2 separate regions of the Homo sapiens genome follow, and region 2 is linked to region 1. The links are chromatin loops, found by intact Hi-C in ENCODE. Cell type or tissue: heart right ventricle. All regions are shown on one strand.

Region 1 (8,000 bases):
GTGGAAAAAAGTGGACAGAGTCACTAGGTGCTTAGGAGTCAAACTCAGTAGGAGCTGGCAATAGTTTGGATATAAATTAAGACGGAAAATGGGGGATTAGGGAGACTGCCTAACTTTCCAGTTTGAGTACCTGGCTAGATCACTGTGACTCATGAACCTACTAGAGCTGGAAACCAGTGAGTTCTTGGGGGGACATTATAGATAGAGTTTATAACCTGTTGAGCTTTTGACATCTTTAAGGCATGCAATTGGACTGAGCTGTCTGAAAGCTGAAGGAGAAAGGGAGACAGAAGTGGAGGTGGGGAAGGACATTCCTCAGGAGAGAGGATGGAGTTGGAAGAGGAATTGGCAACAGCTTGCAGTGCTAATGAGTTCTATGACTTCCTTTAGTCAATTCATCTATTCCCTTGTCTCTAAATGGGAGAGTTAAACTTGATTTGGGGTTTTTAATCCTTCCCCAGAGGTGACTTAGGGCTTATGCATGGGTAAAGGAGACACCAGATATTCTGGGTCCCATTCCCTGCTTAATTCTCCTGTCAACTTTTTTTTCTCTCAAGTCTTATCTATAAACATCTCATCTTGTTGCACTCAGCATATGTTCAAGTTTATTTTATTCTTTTTTTGTTTGTTTGTTTGAGACAGAGTCTCGCTCTGTCACCCAGGCTGGAGTGCAGTGGCACGATCTCAGCTCACTGCAACCTCTGCCTCCCAGGTTCAAGCAATTCTCCTGCCTCAGCCTCCTGAGTAGCTGGGACTACAGGTGCGTGGCACCACACCCAGCTAATTTTTGTATTTTTAGTAGGGACAGGGTTTCACCATGTCGGCCCGGATGGTCTCGATCTCTTGACCTCATGATCCGCCTGCCTCGGTGTCCCAAAGTGCTGGGATTAAGGTGTCAGCCACTGTGCCCAGCCTATTTTATTCTTTTAATCATAGGTCTAATACAGTGTCAACTTTTTTCTTCTGTGTACCAAGAATACTTTATTTAGCTTTTGAATTTTTTTCTTTGAATGCAGCTGGAGTGTTTGTACTTTCCGAGGAGTCAAATGGGAGAATGTTGAAAATTATTGGCATGTCTTTTGGTGAAAATTAGGTTTCTTTTATGTCCCTTGGGGTAGACAGTCATTAAAACACAGGCAGTAGCACTACGACCACCCCTGGTTTCTCCATGTAACAAAATGGAACAAGGATGGAGCGATTTCAAATAGACAGTTCTTGAGAAAGGCTTATAACCTGAAATTGTGCACTGCAAACAGATCATCTCCTAAAACACTATATTGTGGCATAAGCAGGTTTTAAAATTGTGCCTTTTGATGACTTTTTAGGAGCAACAGGTTTGGCAGAACTCTAGACTGAGCTCCTGGACCAAACACATGAGGATCTTCCAGGTTACGTGGGTTTAAAGGCCTTTTTGCCTTGTAATATGCTTTACATATCAAATGTTCTACTCATTTGTTAATCAGATGAGGACAGTAACTGCTCTTTCTCTTTACCAGAATGGGGCCTCTCACGCCATTCTCTGGATTTCTAAAGCATTTTATTGACATAACTCAGATCACAGACAACCCTGCTAACAACCGTGCTATGTGGCGTTAGAGTACACACCTCATTCTCCTGCTAGATCACCCATTTATCAGGCTGTGTTTTATCTTTGCTTCTTCCACATATTATAGGCAGAGACTTATTGGTGGCAAGTAAACCGTTAAATGAAGCAAAATTAGCCAAAAGGATGCCTTGTTGTAAACAATTAAGGAATTTAAAATGCAATTTATAAACTCTATCCCTTTATGGTTCCTGACCTCAGAAAAGGATTACACACAGTTAAAAAGCCAGTGGAATAATGCTTGCCAAGAAGAGGTGTGGACAGAATGAACTTGGTGTAGCCAAAGGAGTCAATGTAAAAATGTTTCTCTTTCCCAGGTCTTGCCAGTCCAAGTTTCTGAAACTTCACTTACTCTAGCAAAACTAAGCTTCACTTAAATTTGGGGCATGTTTAGGGGAAAAACAACATTCTCACTGTTTTTTTTTTAAAAACGGGTTAAGACTTGAGATCATTATCTAAAAATGCCTTTGGGGGCGATACATGTTTCAAAATCTATAACCGTAGTCATATACATTCTTAGAGCTACAGCCTGCCTTATCCACTGATGTAATAATAGTAAGTTAATCGCCTGAGAAAAATTGTTTGAAAGCACTTGTAGGAAGTGTTTCAGTTTTAGAGACAGGTTAGTAATCCAGTTTAAAAAAAAAGGAAAGCATCATTTATTCTAATAGATGTATCCTAAGAACATTTAAAGAAGCACTTTACCATTTTTCGATAGTTAAAAATAAAGTTTAAACATGCAACAGAAAAAAAATCACTGAAGGACTCATGAAAATGTAGCTTTCATCAAGAAATCCTGGTAATTATTTAACGAAAGTAAAAAGCCAGGTACACAAAGATGTTCATTATGTTGTTGTTAGTACAAATTAAGGAGTGGAAACAATCTAAATTTTCAACAAAGAGGGTGTATCACCTGAGGTCAGGAGTTCGAGACCAGTCTGGGAAACATGGTGAAACTCTGTCTCTACTAAAAATAGAAAAAATTAGCCAGGTATGGTGGTAGGCACCTGTAATCCCAGCTATCTGGGAGGCTGAGGCAGAAGAATTGCTTGAACCCGGGAGGTGGAGGTTGCAGTGAGCAGAGATCATGCCACTGCACTCCAGCCTGGGCAACAAGAGTGAAACTGCATCTCAAAAAAAAAATGTACATTAATATTACGGTGCTTTATTTAGCCATTAAAATGGCGGTTATGAAAGTTAGGCAGAAACATGAAAACACGTTTGATATGTTAGCTGGAAACAGCAGATTATAAAATAGCACATACTACCTGATGTGCAAAAAGCATCCGTGGAAAGTTCTAGAATATGACATGCAGTACTTTTTAAAAAGAAAATAATTAAGATGGGTATTGGCAATTTTTAAATTTGCTCTTTTCTATAATCTTGTTCTTAAAAATAACAAAATCAGACAAACATGAAGACAGAGTCATGAATAGGAAATAAAAACTTAGCAAATTAATACAACACAAATGTCAGGAAAAAGAAGTTCCAGTAACGTCCGCACATTTCTCCTCATTTGTATTTCCTGTTTGGGTTCTGGTCTAGCTCCTATGAAGCCATGTTTTGGGGAAGGTATTTGGAAGACATGACACTGTGCAGAACCACTTTTAACAAAAATCCCTCAATTGAACATTTTCATATTTCAAAAATTGCCAAAAACGCATTTGCTAGGAAATACCATTTACAGTCAGTGAAGCCCAAGAATTAACTCTGCCAAGGTAGTCAGCTTAGACAGGATGCATGAACTCTGCCCTTTCTAGCTCCTTGTGTTCTAATTTTTCTGGGCCTCTGAGAGATGAGGAGGTCAGAGTGCACTTTTTTAGGAGCATTCAGAGAAAGACTTTATGTCATACATTCTGCCCATTCAGTTTCACCATAAGCTGAGGCCTGGGGGTGGGGGTGGGGGTAGGGGAGAGGTCAGAGGAGGAAACCAAGTTTCCCTTGACCCTTCAAGGGCCCTAATAAGGCTTTCTGGAAAAGTTCGCTTTTCCTTTCTTTACTCTTTTTTTAAATTTTTTGAGATGGATTCTTACTCTGTTGCACAGGCTGGAGTGCACTGGTGTGATCTCTGCTCACTGCAACCTCCACCTCCTAAGTTTAAGCGATTTTTCTGACTCAGCCTCCCAAGTAGCAGGGACTACAGGCACCCACCACCACACCTGGCTAATTTCTGTATTTTTAGTAGAGACAGGGGTGGTTTTGCCATGTTGGCCAGGCTGGTCTCGAACTCCTGACCTCAAAGGGATCCATCCACCTTGGCGTCCCAAAGTGCGGGATTATAGATGTGAGCCTCCGCACCTGGCCAAATTTCGCTCTTCTATCTGAAGTCCCAGAAAGTTGACCACATTCCACCTCACACCTTTAATGCCCCCCTGAAGCCCAAAAATTCAATATGAGGATTCCTTCCAGCGAGTCAGCTGGTGTCATTTAAATAAGACTGTCCTCCCTCATTGCCAAGGCTTCCCGACCTCCCCCCTGGGGTGAAATTGGAGGACCTCACGTTCACAGGCCACTCCTTACACCTCTGCCTCCGAACAGTCTTCCCACTAGCAGATCTGCGCATCCCTGAACCCCACAAGGTGCATTTCAAGCAACCCCAACCACTTCTGCACAGGTGTGGGGCGGGAGCAGGGCCTTGGCTATGAACTCAAACCAGGATGCAAGAGAAAGCAAAGCAGGCCTACCTTAAAACTTTCCAGTTTTTCAGAGGATCCAAGTCAGAGACCAAGGAAACCATTGTCTAGGAGCCGGCTGAGGGCGAGTCCGGAGAGGAGGAGGCGGGGATGGGGTGCTGGGGAACAGACGGAGGATTCTGGACCCAGGCCGGGCCCTGGCGCCCCGCGGCTCCCTCCTTCCCGGGCTGACACGCACTTTTCCTGACTTCTCTCCACCCCGCAAATCAATCCTGCGCTCTCCTCCGTCCCACACCCGGCTCCCAGCTCCACACCACCTTTTAAAGCCCCGGTAATCTGCTCCAACTGATCAAATTTGACCTTTTTGTAGCCCACTTTATTCCAAGCACAGCTCTCACTTAAATCTCTCTTTATTAACACCGTCCTCCTTGGCTTTCTTTGGGAACAAACACAGATCAAGCCTGAAGCCTCTGGACTTTACCAGCAATCATTCGCAGATTACTGCAAGCTGCAGCCTTCCCCTCCTTGGGGGTATTTCTCCTGCCTCGGAGATTTTGCTTTTCTTATTCCTGGCAGGAGACTGGTTAGGTTTCTTTCCTCCTTTTTTCGTGGCTTAGGCTCTGGGACTCTGACACTGGGCTTAGAGCTACCCTCAGAGGCTGTAACTACTTTACTGCTGGGATTTGTTTTTTAAAAATAATTTGGAACAGGACTGCAAACAAGCTAGACTTTACTGTGTGTTTTCTGGCAGGGATTTTTTGCTACACTGCTCCCCCACCCTTTGCTGGCTTTCTTGTGTTTTTAAATAACATGAAGGAGGAAATGCAGAATCTCTTTAAACATAAAGAGAAAAGGGTATAGGCTACCCCCTACTCGCCCCCCACCTTGTGTATCTTGTCATTTACTGAAAACCAAACATCCTTCCAATACTCGTTTGAAATTGTGCATGAGAGATGTTTTAAGATATCCAGGCAGTATTGTTTTCCTGTACTGTTTGTTCATAGTTTGTCTCCTTATCCCTTCGCCCCGTATGGGTTCTTCGGGACTGTACTGATTTCTTATTTTCATAAGCACTGCCTCTTAAGCAGAGGCTTCTATGCTTGGAGGGTCCTGGTTTGAACTAAGACCTCCGCAGCTGAAGCTCTTCCTCCTGCCCTCAGGATCCTGGAAGTAGCCGACCTTGAAATCATCTGGTCCAGTGGCTTCCGGACCATGGCTGGCCAGCCCGTCAAGATTTCTGCTGCAGCTGCCTGCAACATGAGCTTTACTTGATAGTCTTTCTTTATATTAAATTCCTCTTTTTCTTACGCTTATTTTTAAAAGGGATTTTTAAAGTCATTCCCATAAATGGAAAATCAGCTTCACTGGTCTTTGGTAGAAGGCAAATGCAGGGAATAACTAAAATAAAACAATTATTATTATGCCCAGACACTGAGACCAGCTAAAGGCTCTGATTTAGGTCTTTTTTTTTTTTCTCTTTGTTGCAAAGAGAGTTTACGCAATGTTAAGAGTGTTAAGAACATACCTGCACCAGCCAGAGACTTCCCTGAGAAGGAAGAGGGAAGACTGAAAGAAAACATATTGTGATTCAGTGCTTTGTCATGTCCTTGTTACTTGAAAGCATCAGCCCGGAGGAAGGGTCCCAACTTCTTCCCTTCAAGCAGAGCCTTCTAAGAAAGAGAATCTCTGTTCTTTCCTGGGGGGAAGATGCTCCCACAGGTTTTGGAAGCAGGCTACTTTTACTGTCAGGAAGTTTTTGCCACTCCAAACGCCTATCCCAGCATTGTAAATCCCTTTCTTACCAGCCTGTTCTCCATGGACCCGTGGATCTTAACATATGCAGCTAACCCTCTGTTTAGATTTGTTTTCTCTTTAGCAGTCATGGATACTTTCCCTAATGGCTGTGAATGACTTTCTTCAGAAGTGCAACTGTCTCTAGACTAAAATTAAAAGAGAATTTCATACCTCGTACAAAAATCATTGCCTTTCTGGGACTTCAAGCTTCTTCCTGGGCTGTGTTATCCCACTGTGAATCTCAGACCACAGCGTAATCATGTGCAAACATTTACATAACACTTTTAATCTCCAAGTACTTCACCAAATGTGGGTGATAATAATAGCTTTTATACGGAGTGTACCTCCAAAGGGTTCCGGGTGCTTTGATAATTAATGAAATGTTTTTCCCTTTAGAAAGTTAGCAAGAGAGTAGCAAAAGATTATAATGAAATAGTGTCCGCAACTATAATGACATCATCCTCATCCTTAGCCCACGGCACCAGGGAGATTCAGGTCTGGGGAAGGGAGGGAAATGAGTTCTTAACACTTAGAGTTCAGGGTTAATGGAGGAAAAGGGTGGGATTTGGCTTTTGGCCAAAGGACAAAAGGACAAACCCATTTTTGTAAATTATGAAATACCATTTTAAAGCAGCTGTCTTTTCAAAAACTTTTTAAAGGTAGTCAGTAGAATGTTCCTTCAAATAAAATCTTGTACCAAGCCCAAGTACAGAAACAGATACAGTAGTAGCTGAAGTGTATTACTAGGTACTAGGAACGGTTCTAATTTCATTAGGTGTGTTGATTCATTCACTCCTCATAACCAACTTGTTTATGAGGTAAGTTATGAGTTGTACTCCCCATTTGTTAATGCAAATGAAGACATTTGGGTGTGGAGAAATTAAGGAACTGGTCTGAGCTCTCAGGGCACTGAACTTAGAAGCGATGCCTGTGGACCTGGCGAGTAACCGCCACACAGCACTTCTTCCATCTGCTTGGGGGCTTTTCAAAAGGGATTTTTAAAGTCATTTCCATAAACGGAAAATCAGCTTCAGTGGTCTTTGGTAGAAGGCAACTGCGGGGAACAACTAAAATATAACAATTATTGTTACGCCCAGACACTGGGGTGGGGATGGGGTTGGGGTTAGGATCAGGATAGGGATGGGTAAGAGGAATCCCTGAGTCTCACCGATTCACTCCTAAGACCCTATAGAGAAACCCTAGAGTTTAGGAGGATAACGTTTGAAACCCACTTCCCAAAAGTATTTAGAGAGGAAGGAGAGAAATTATCTTTTAAAGGATGCATTGAGTCCAAGAAGGGCAGAATATTTTGCCTTTTTCTTAATTTCAAAGTCCAAGTGTGTGTGTGTTTATGTTTACATATACTGGAAATTAATTCCATGCTATCACATACTGCAAATTTCTTTTTCCTTTTCCCTAAGTATTTCATTCCTGATTTCAATGGATCACACCTAATGGATCTGTTTCCTACTAAGAAATAGGCCATCAAGACAATTAATTCATCTTCAACAATGAGGGTGCTTCCTAAACACAAACAAACAGAAATGTTGCCTTGTTCAAAACTGGGCCAACTATTTATCTGTAACACAGAAAGGCAACAGTAAATTTTCTATTTATAAAAATGAGTTAGGTTCAGCCTTAATAAACTTCAGCCCCAAATTAGTTTTCCGTCATGTCACTCTATAAATTGTAAGAGTTCATTCTCTTTGTCTTCTTTTTCACAATTTTGATACATTTACCCCTTTACATAAAAAAAAAATTTTTTTTGGCATTCATAATGATTCTTAAAGAGTCACCTCTCCTGAGAGTTCCCTGTTAAAAAAAAAAAAAAAAAAGTTGAATCCATATAATGCAACATTCGTGATTGTCCTGATAGTACCAGCAACAAGTCTCGTCACTTTCCTTTTCATAGAGCTAACATTTCTGTGATCTCCCTCCCCCTTCCTTTGGTTTCTTCGGTGGAGAAGCCA
Region 2 (8,000 bases), 110 kb before region 1:
ATCACACATTCAAAGACAAAGGTGTTGGCCCTACCTTGAAAGCAAAAGATAGATGCTGGGGAAAAGTCATGTTCATCATGTATTAAGTCCCAGCCGGGGAAAACTATGCTTTACACGCTCATGTGCTAAAAACTGACATTAGAGTTACAGATATTACTTGATGTCCATGATTACTGAAAACCTGATGATTTCATTGGTGCATGTAGCTCCAAATTTTAACAAAATGAAACAGACAAAAACACCCCACTGTATTTGACTGCAGTAATGTAGCTAGGAGTCATCATCCAGTCACCATTTTTGAGACCAGCAAATCGACAAACACTGGAGCTTTTCAGGTGACCATTTGTTTGTTTTTATCTGTTTACTACTGTTAAACAGTCATCTGAATTAGTGACATGTTTTCATGAATTTATACCTTTTGTAAAGCAACCCTTGAGGAAAATAAATTGAGCAGAATATCCCATGCTTCTAGATTATGCTCTGTCATAACCCACCTGAGGTGATTTAAAGCAGGTGACATAAAAACCATGCATTTTTCATTGACCTTTTATAGGCACAATGTCCATTATTAGCATTGCTTCCTAAGCGTAAATCATCTTTATTTCCTGACTAATATTTATTCATGCAAAATATTCATTAGCACTTAATCTACGTTCAGCCCAGGCAATGCTGGATGTTTTGAGAGGCACTAAGATGAATTTAGATCCTGATCCTTCTTGCCAAGTGTTTACATTCCAGTAAAAGAAACTGTATAAGGCACCAAGTAATGAATACTCTTCATTTATCTACTACTGAAAACTCCCCTAAGGGCCGGGTGCCGTGGCTTACACCTATAATCCCGGCACTTTGGGAGGCTGAGGTAGGAGGATCGCTTGAGCCCAGGAGTTCAAAACCAGTCTAGGCCACATAGCAATACTGCTTTCCTATAAAACAAAAACAAAAACAAAAACAGAAAAAACAAACAAACAGATGAGGTGGGCATGGTTGCATGCACCTATAATCCTAGCTACTTTGGAGGCTGAGGTGGGAGAAGCACTTGAGCCCAGGAGTTCAAGGATGCAGTGAGCTGTGATCCTTCTACTGCTCTCCAGCCTGGGTGACAGAGCAAGATCTTATCTCAAAAACAACCACAAAAAAGGCTACTCTTAGTCAAAGATCACAGCTCATATAAGATGTTGAATACTCAGTGCCTGGCACACACCAAACACTTAATAAATTTGAGTGTATAGACATTTTCTACTGGCTGGTAATTCTGCTCTCTTAAGTTCATTTTTTAAAAAATGCCTGATATAGTTATAGCAGTATTTGGAGTTTAATTGTACTAATTTCCTTTCCTTAGTTATCATTACCAAGATAATCTGATTTCAAGTGAAAAGCAGAACACTAAAAAATCTTTTTTTTTTTTTTTTTTAAAATAAAGTTTCACTCTGTCGCCCACGCTGGAGTGCAATGGTGTGACCTTGGCTCACTGCAACCTCCGCCTCCCAGGATCAAGTGTTTCTTCTGCCTCAGTCTCCCGAGTAGCTGGGATTACAGGCACATGCCACCACACCCTGCTAATTTTTTTTGTATTTTTAGTAGAGATGCGGTTTCACCATGTTGGTCAGGCTGGTCTCCAACTCCTGACCTGAGGTGATCCACCCGCCTCGGCCTCCCAAAGTGCTGGGATTATAGGTGTGAGCCATCATGCCTGGCCCAGACCACTAAAAATTGAATGAAAACAAGGATGCAAACAACTACAAAGTGCAATTATATGTTCAGAGAAAAAGAACTGTCCCAGCAACTAAGAAGTAGAATGAGGTGATGGAAGGTGCTGGTTCTGATAAGTTGTATATCCTTGGGCAATTCATTTGACCTCTTCAGGGTCTCTGTGTCTCAGATGTCAAAGTAACACCACACCATCGTTGGTGTGATCATCAGCCTGAACCAACAGGAAAGCTCTCCGCAAATTTGAAGTTGCAGCATAAATTCAGTTTTATTGAAGGAAAAAAATCCCGAAAAAGATAGCAGACAAGTGTCCCCTGTGTCTGACACAGTTTTGGTAGATTATTTAGCATTCCTTAAAAAAAATCTTTTAATTTTAAATATGTAGAGCATTCATCAGTGCAAAGCGTGATGCCAGCTTTTATCAGCTGTCTGCAATAACATTCCCTCGTCATCTCCTGTCCTTCCCCGTTCCTGAACTATGCGAGCAGTTCTTTTTTTAGGAAGTGTTGAAGCAAGAGCACACCATCTATTTCTGTGCAGCCTCTGCCAGTTTCCAAAATTAGCTGACAACTGTAAAACACAAGACATGAGCCCCCATGCTAATTGTGTGTCAGCAAGATAAATATTTTTAAGACCTGGAATGTTTTTCTCCAACTGTATCTTTAATTTTTTTCCCAAAAGTACAGAGAACATTTTTTTTTTTTAAAAAAAGGTAAAATAGATTTTATTTGTATTGCCTGTCCTAAAAATGATTTAATGTTCTAGTTGTAGAAGGTGTGGGGTTTTCTTTATTGTAATTAGGAGTGAAAGTATTACAACCAAGCAGATTTTTCCCCTCCCCTCTCTTCCCCTTCCCTTTTTCCTTCCTTTCCCTTTTTCCTTCCTTCCTTCCTCTCTTCCTTCCCTTTCCTTCCCCTGCCCCGTCCGTCCCTCCCTCCCTCCCTTCCTTCTTCCTTCCTTCCTTCCTTCCTTCCTTCTCTCCTTCCCTCCTTCCTTCCTTCCTTCCCTCCCTCCCTTTCTTTCTCTCTCTCCTTCTCTCTTTCTTTCTTTTGTCAACTAGCTTGAGGCAAACTGTGGGCATTTTTAATTTGGATCCATTTTCAAATAAAACATAAACAAGAACTTAGCTTAAAGACATCATTACAGGCTGGGTGCAGCGGCTCACACCTGTAATCACAACACTTTGGTAGCCTGAGGCAGGTGGATCACCCGAGTTCAGGAGTTTGGGACCAGCCTGGGCAACATGGTGAAACCCCATCTCTACTAAAAATACAAAAATTAGCTGGGCGTAGTGGCACATGCCTGTAATCCCAGCCACTTGGGAGGCTGAGGCAGGAGAATCGCTTGAACCCGGGAGGCGGAGGTTGCAGTGAGCTGAGATTGCGCCACTGCACTCCAGCCTGGGCAAAAATAGTGAGACTCCATCTCAAAAAAAAAAAAAAAAAAAAAAAAAAAAGACATCATTACAAAGGCATATATATTAATTCAGGACAGTTAATTTTTTTTCTTGTGTGGTGAACCTTAGCACTGGAAAATCCCAAACACCTTAGAGATGAAAGTTTCTTCTCTGTTAAACAAAATCTAAAGACACTGTCCTTTCCCCTCACTCTGATTTTCCCTCTGGTCATTCATCACTATGTTTTCATTCTTTTTGGCCTTCATGTCTTCTCTCCTACTTTTATTCCTCCTTGATTTTCACTCATGATTAAAACATCAAAATGTGTGTGTGTGTGTCTGTATACAAACACAAGTAATTATTCTCACATGGTGAAATCTACAATTGCACACACACATTCATGGAACTGTTCACATCAAATGGAATCTTCTTTAACACCAGCCACTATTCCAGGCCATTTACAGGCGTCCACTCACTTAATCCTTAGAAAAGCCTCACGAAGTAGTTACTATCACTACACCATGGTTAGGACGAGAAAAATGAGACAAAAGAATGTTATGTTACTTCCCAAGGCCATGCAGGCAATGACAGATAGAGTCAGGATTTGAACACAGCCCAAGCATCCCAGCTCCGGAGCCCATGCTTTTCATCAGGATGTGAACAACAGGGGAGTATGCGTAAGCCACAGATATGTTATCTATGCTGTATACTCCTGCACCCCTTCTGGCTTCTGCTATAGCAAATGAACAACAGCAACAAAAAAAGCCCCGTTGGCTGGGCGCACTGGCACACGCCTGTAATCCCAGCACTTTGGGAGGCCGAGGCAAGCAGATCACAAGGTCAAGAGATCAAGACCACCCTGGCCAATATGGTGAAACCCCCTCTCTACTAAAAATAGAAAAATTAGCTGGACATGGTGGTGCATGCCTGTAGTCCCAGCTACTCGGGAGGCTGAGGCAGGAGAATCGCTTGAACCTGGGAGGTGGAGGTTGCAGTGAGCCGAGATCGCGCTCCAGCCTGGAGACAGAGCATCTCAAAAAAAAAAGTAAGTCCCATTGTTAGGAACTTCACATTCTAGAAGTGGGAGATAGACAAAAACCAAACAAGCAAATGAATATTGATTCCTACATTATATAGAATATGTTATGAAGGATGAAGCAAGGTAGCGGGGTAGAAAGTAAAAGCAGGGTGGCAGAGGCTGTAATTTTATGCAGGGTGGTCCTGGGAGACCTCTCTGATGCGGTGACTCTGTGAATATGTGACTGCATTAAATGCAACCGCTTCCATCCTCACCTCCCTTTCTTATGCTCATTTCTTTCCTTTGCACTACTGCATTTCTTTCTTCTCCTCAAGATTTACGGGGTACCTGCTGTATGAAACAGGTGATACTAGGTATTGTTGTAATTTAAGAGAAAAGAAGGGCAGCCTGTGTTTGTACATTCAAAATGCTGATCAGCTAAAACAAGACCCTTAAATAAACTCACCACATCACTTAGAAAACTGTAGGTTTCGACAAGAGATACTTTACATCGCTACAGAGGCCAGCCTCTCAGATCTATTCCTGGGTGGAAATGATTGCAATATGAGCCAGCTACATTCACAGATGTGGTTCTGCTTTCAGAACAGTTTCCCAAGAGCGCTCCTGTAAGTTCCTTCTGCCTAGCCTACATTCATAGGAACGAAACTTTCTCTACCTCTCAGATTTCAAGATAAAGTCCAGGAGGCGGAGTTACTCTTTAAATCACTGCATACACTTTTGGGATTTCGCTGCCTGGACGGAGGTCCGGACAGGCCCCAGGCCCAGGCTTGCGGAGAGGCGCTGCCGTGGGGAAACCGGTCTCCCATGCACAAATCCCTTAGTCAATACTCAGGAATGCACTGCGCGGTGCTTGGAACGAGCCACTTCCATCTGATAGGAGGCAGGCCTGCAGTCGGAGCCGTCAGAGGCATCGCTGCAGTTCAGGTTCATTGAATCTAATCACTGACACATACAGCCTCTTCCTGATCATCTTTCATTTTCACTTGGGGAGTCCTGTTGAGAGTCCTTGCTATGATTTTATTTGGCTCACAATTTACTTGTATTATTTTAGTATTCTTTCTATAAAAGAGCCACAAGTGTGTGCCTTTGTCCCTGCCCTTGTGCTCAAGTGCCTTGAAAATCAAACTGCCAAAGGTTTCTCTTAATCACCTCCGCAGAGGAGCCCATCCGGCCCTGGCTGGCATCTGTAAGGGAAGCCAGTGTGCAAATGGCACTGGTGTCCCTTCCGTCATTTCGAGATAGTGGGAAGGGCTTATGTTTGCTTTCTTTCAGAAATGTCCTCTTCAGACGCAGCTCAGAAACCCACCCAAGAAGAGGAGGCCTGTCTTGGACACTGCTAGTGGCATTATGAGGATGTTCCCTATGCAGGCTTGGGTTTGCATGTTAAGCATCATACACCATATGCTCTGTAATTCTACCACAGTTAGACAATGTGAGCCGCTAAGTACCTGACTCGGCTGTTAGTAACAATTCCTGCTCATTGAAAGTCACTCATTTAGACTTTGGCAGTCGCAAATGTAACCAGCTCTTGAAGATAGTCTCAGAGCCTAGAAATGTCACATGAAGTTTCACTTACCAACTTGTACTCCCAGAACTGAAAAGCAAAAGTCAAAGCAAAAACCGAAAAAACAGACAATGCACATGCGAGACATTTACTTGTGTTTCTTTTTCTTTTCTTTTCTTTTTTTTTTTTTTTTTTTTGAGGCAGAGTCTCACTCTGTAGTCCAGGTTAGAGTGCAGTGGCACGATCTCGGCTCACTACAACCTCTGCCTCCCAGGTTCAAGCGATTCTCTTGCCTCGGCCTCCCAGGTAGCTAGCTGGGATGACAGAAGCATGCCACCATGCCTGGCTAATTTTTGTATTTTTTAGTATAGACAGGGTTTCACCATGTTGGCCAGGCTGGTCTCAAACTCATGAACTCAAATGATCTGCCCACCTCGGCCTCCCAAAGTGTTGGGATTACAGGCATGAACTACTGCACTGGCCTGTGTTTCTTTAAAGCTTTGTGAACAAAGTGACATCTCTCCAAAACAAACCAACAGAAGTGTATTTTTTTCAAATCATATGCTTGTACAAGTGGGAGAGGATCAGTTTATTAAAGAACTCTGCAGTTAATATTGCTGAATTATTGTGCTCTAAGCTGCACTGCAATTCATACGTGGCTTCTTAAGGAAAAACACACCAAAATAATTATTAATCAAAAACAAAAATTTTATATAAGTTCGTTTAAAAGGATGCCTATTTTGCAATAATGCCCAATTTTTCTCTATTAGTTCCCAGGGACATAATATCACTAATAAGTCCTCTTAATTAGAGAAAATCATCTCTACTCTTGATAATTTCTGGATCAAAGAGGGATTTGCAAATACCAGCCTGCATTGTGATGTTTGACTAATGGCCTAATCCATCAACCAACAAGTATTGGTATTGAATTCATTAGCATTTATTCATTTGTTCAACACACATTTCTACACCTCCTACTGTGTGTCCATCTCTACATGCTGGATATTATTAGACAGGAAACTTTATAAACATGAGCCCCCTCTTTCATGAGGCTGTCTGTCTACTGGAGAAGACACAGCCACAAATACTTACACAAATGAATACATAATGACAAGTAATGGGAAGAGATTTTATCCACCTCATTTCACTGATTCCCTTTTGGGGAGGGCAGGAAGGGAGTTTTTGCTGAAACAGATATCAAGGGACTTCATTCGCCTAACAGCCAATGCCAATATTTGTGACTGAGAAAGCAGATAACATGGACAAGAGGAAGAAGATTTTTGTCTTAGAGATGCTCCTTCTCTTTCTGAGAAATGAAAACACAAAAGCCACGGTCTTCAAAGAGGAGTCTGTGTGAGAGCTACCAGGGCAGAAGGAACACGGGAGGTTCTGGTGGAGAGAGAAACCATGGAGAAGAACAAGCAGTTTTGTGACGGCCACAGAAAGACTCCATCCAGAATGAAGTGGTTTGATGGAAAAGATGAAGAGATAAGATACCCTAGCCCCTGGACTTCCGCTGTCTGTGATGAAGTAGGGGCCACATTATTTCCTCCTACCAGGTACTATGAAGGTTCTGAGGGACACAAACCATTTCTAAGGACACAGCCTCTCTTGCCTCCCCCAGATACCCTGAAGTGAGGAACAGATTTGCTCCCTTTTAGGCAGCAGTGTGGCTGCGGTGACCTCAGTCAAAAGGACAGCCCCTCAGAGGACCTCCCTCTCCCTGGGCCTACCTCCAACCTACAGTCAGAACATGGGGCTCCCCTCAGTTAAATGCATTATTTTTCTCTTTAAAAAATGCACCAGCGGCCAGGCATGGTGGCTCACGCCTGTAATTCTAGCACTTTGGGAGGCTGAGGCAGGTGGGATCACTTGAGGTCAGGAGTTCGAGACCAGCCTGACCAACATGGCAAAACCCTGTCTCTACTAAAAATACTAAAAAATTAGCCTGGCATGGTGGCACATGCCTGTAGTTCCAGCTACTCGGGAGCTGAGGCAGGAGAATCGGCTGAATCTGGGAGGTGGAAGGTGAAGTGAGCCGAGATGGCGCCACTGCACTCTAGCCTGGGTGACAGGGCAAGACTACATCTCAAAACAAAACAAACAAACAAAAGTACCAGCAATTGTGTTAAAGCTGTCTCTGGCTACAAGGTTGGAAGCTCTGAGCAGCCACTTATGGAAATAGCAAAGAAATAAAGGTTGTTCTGATATGATTTGAAAGAATCTTTTTGTTGTTGTTGTTAATGTTGGTTTTTATTTTTTAATTTTCTGAACAATGGCTATAAACACATAATAAAATGCTTCTTTCTCCTGAAGATAAAGAACCTATTTCCTTTCTCCAACAGTGTATTTAT

What was found. Hi-C counts contacts between places; a loop is a spot of excess contacts. Peaks named below come from ENCODE experiments on the same cell type or tissue, not always from the same donor. Only the 100,000 strongest peaks of a DNase experiment are listed, where the experiment ranks them.
Region 2: it touches region 1 in a loop (2.5-fold over the local background); 15 of 110 quality-filtered maps call a loop at or near these places.

What each region holds. Positions count from the first base shown.
Region 1 is chr10:10,795,105-10,803,104 of GRCh38, reverse strand. It overlaps a transcript of CELF2 not described here. Among named protein-coding and RNA genes, the nearest start is that of LINC00710, 150 kb to the left of the region's middle. RefSeq lists enhancers at 3,842-4,535, 4,536-5,230. In heart right ventricle, a CTCF peak has its summit at 4,876; DNase peaks (open chromatin) are centred at 4,474 and 5,435; H3K4me3 peaks cover 2,671 bases; H3K27ac peaks cover 7,709 bases.
Region 2 is chr10:10,908,543-10,916,542 of GRCh38, reverse strand. It overlaps a transcript of CELF2 not described here. Among named protein-coding and RNA genes, the nearest start is that of LINC00710, 40 kb to the left of the region's middle. In heart right ventricle, no CTCF peak of the experiment used is centred here; DNase peaks (open chromatin) are centred at 2,161, 4,972 and 5,348; H3K4me3 peaks cover 977 bases; H3K27ac peaks cover 5,166 bases.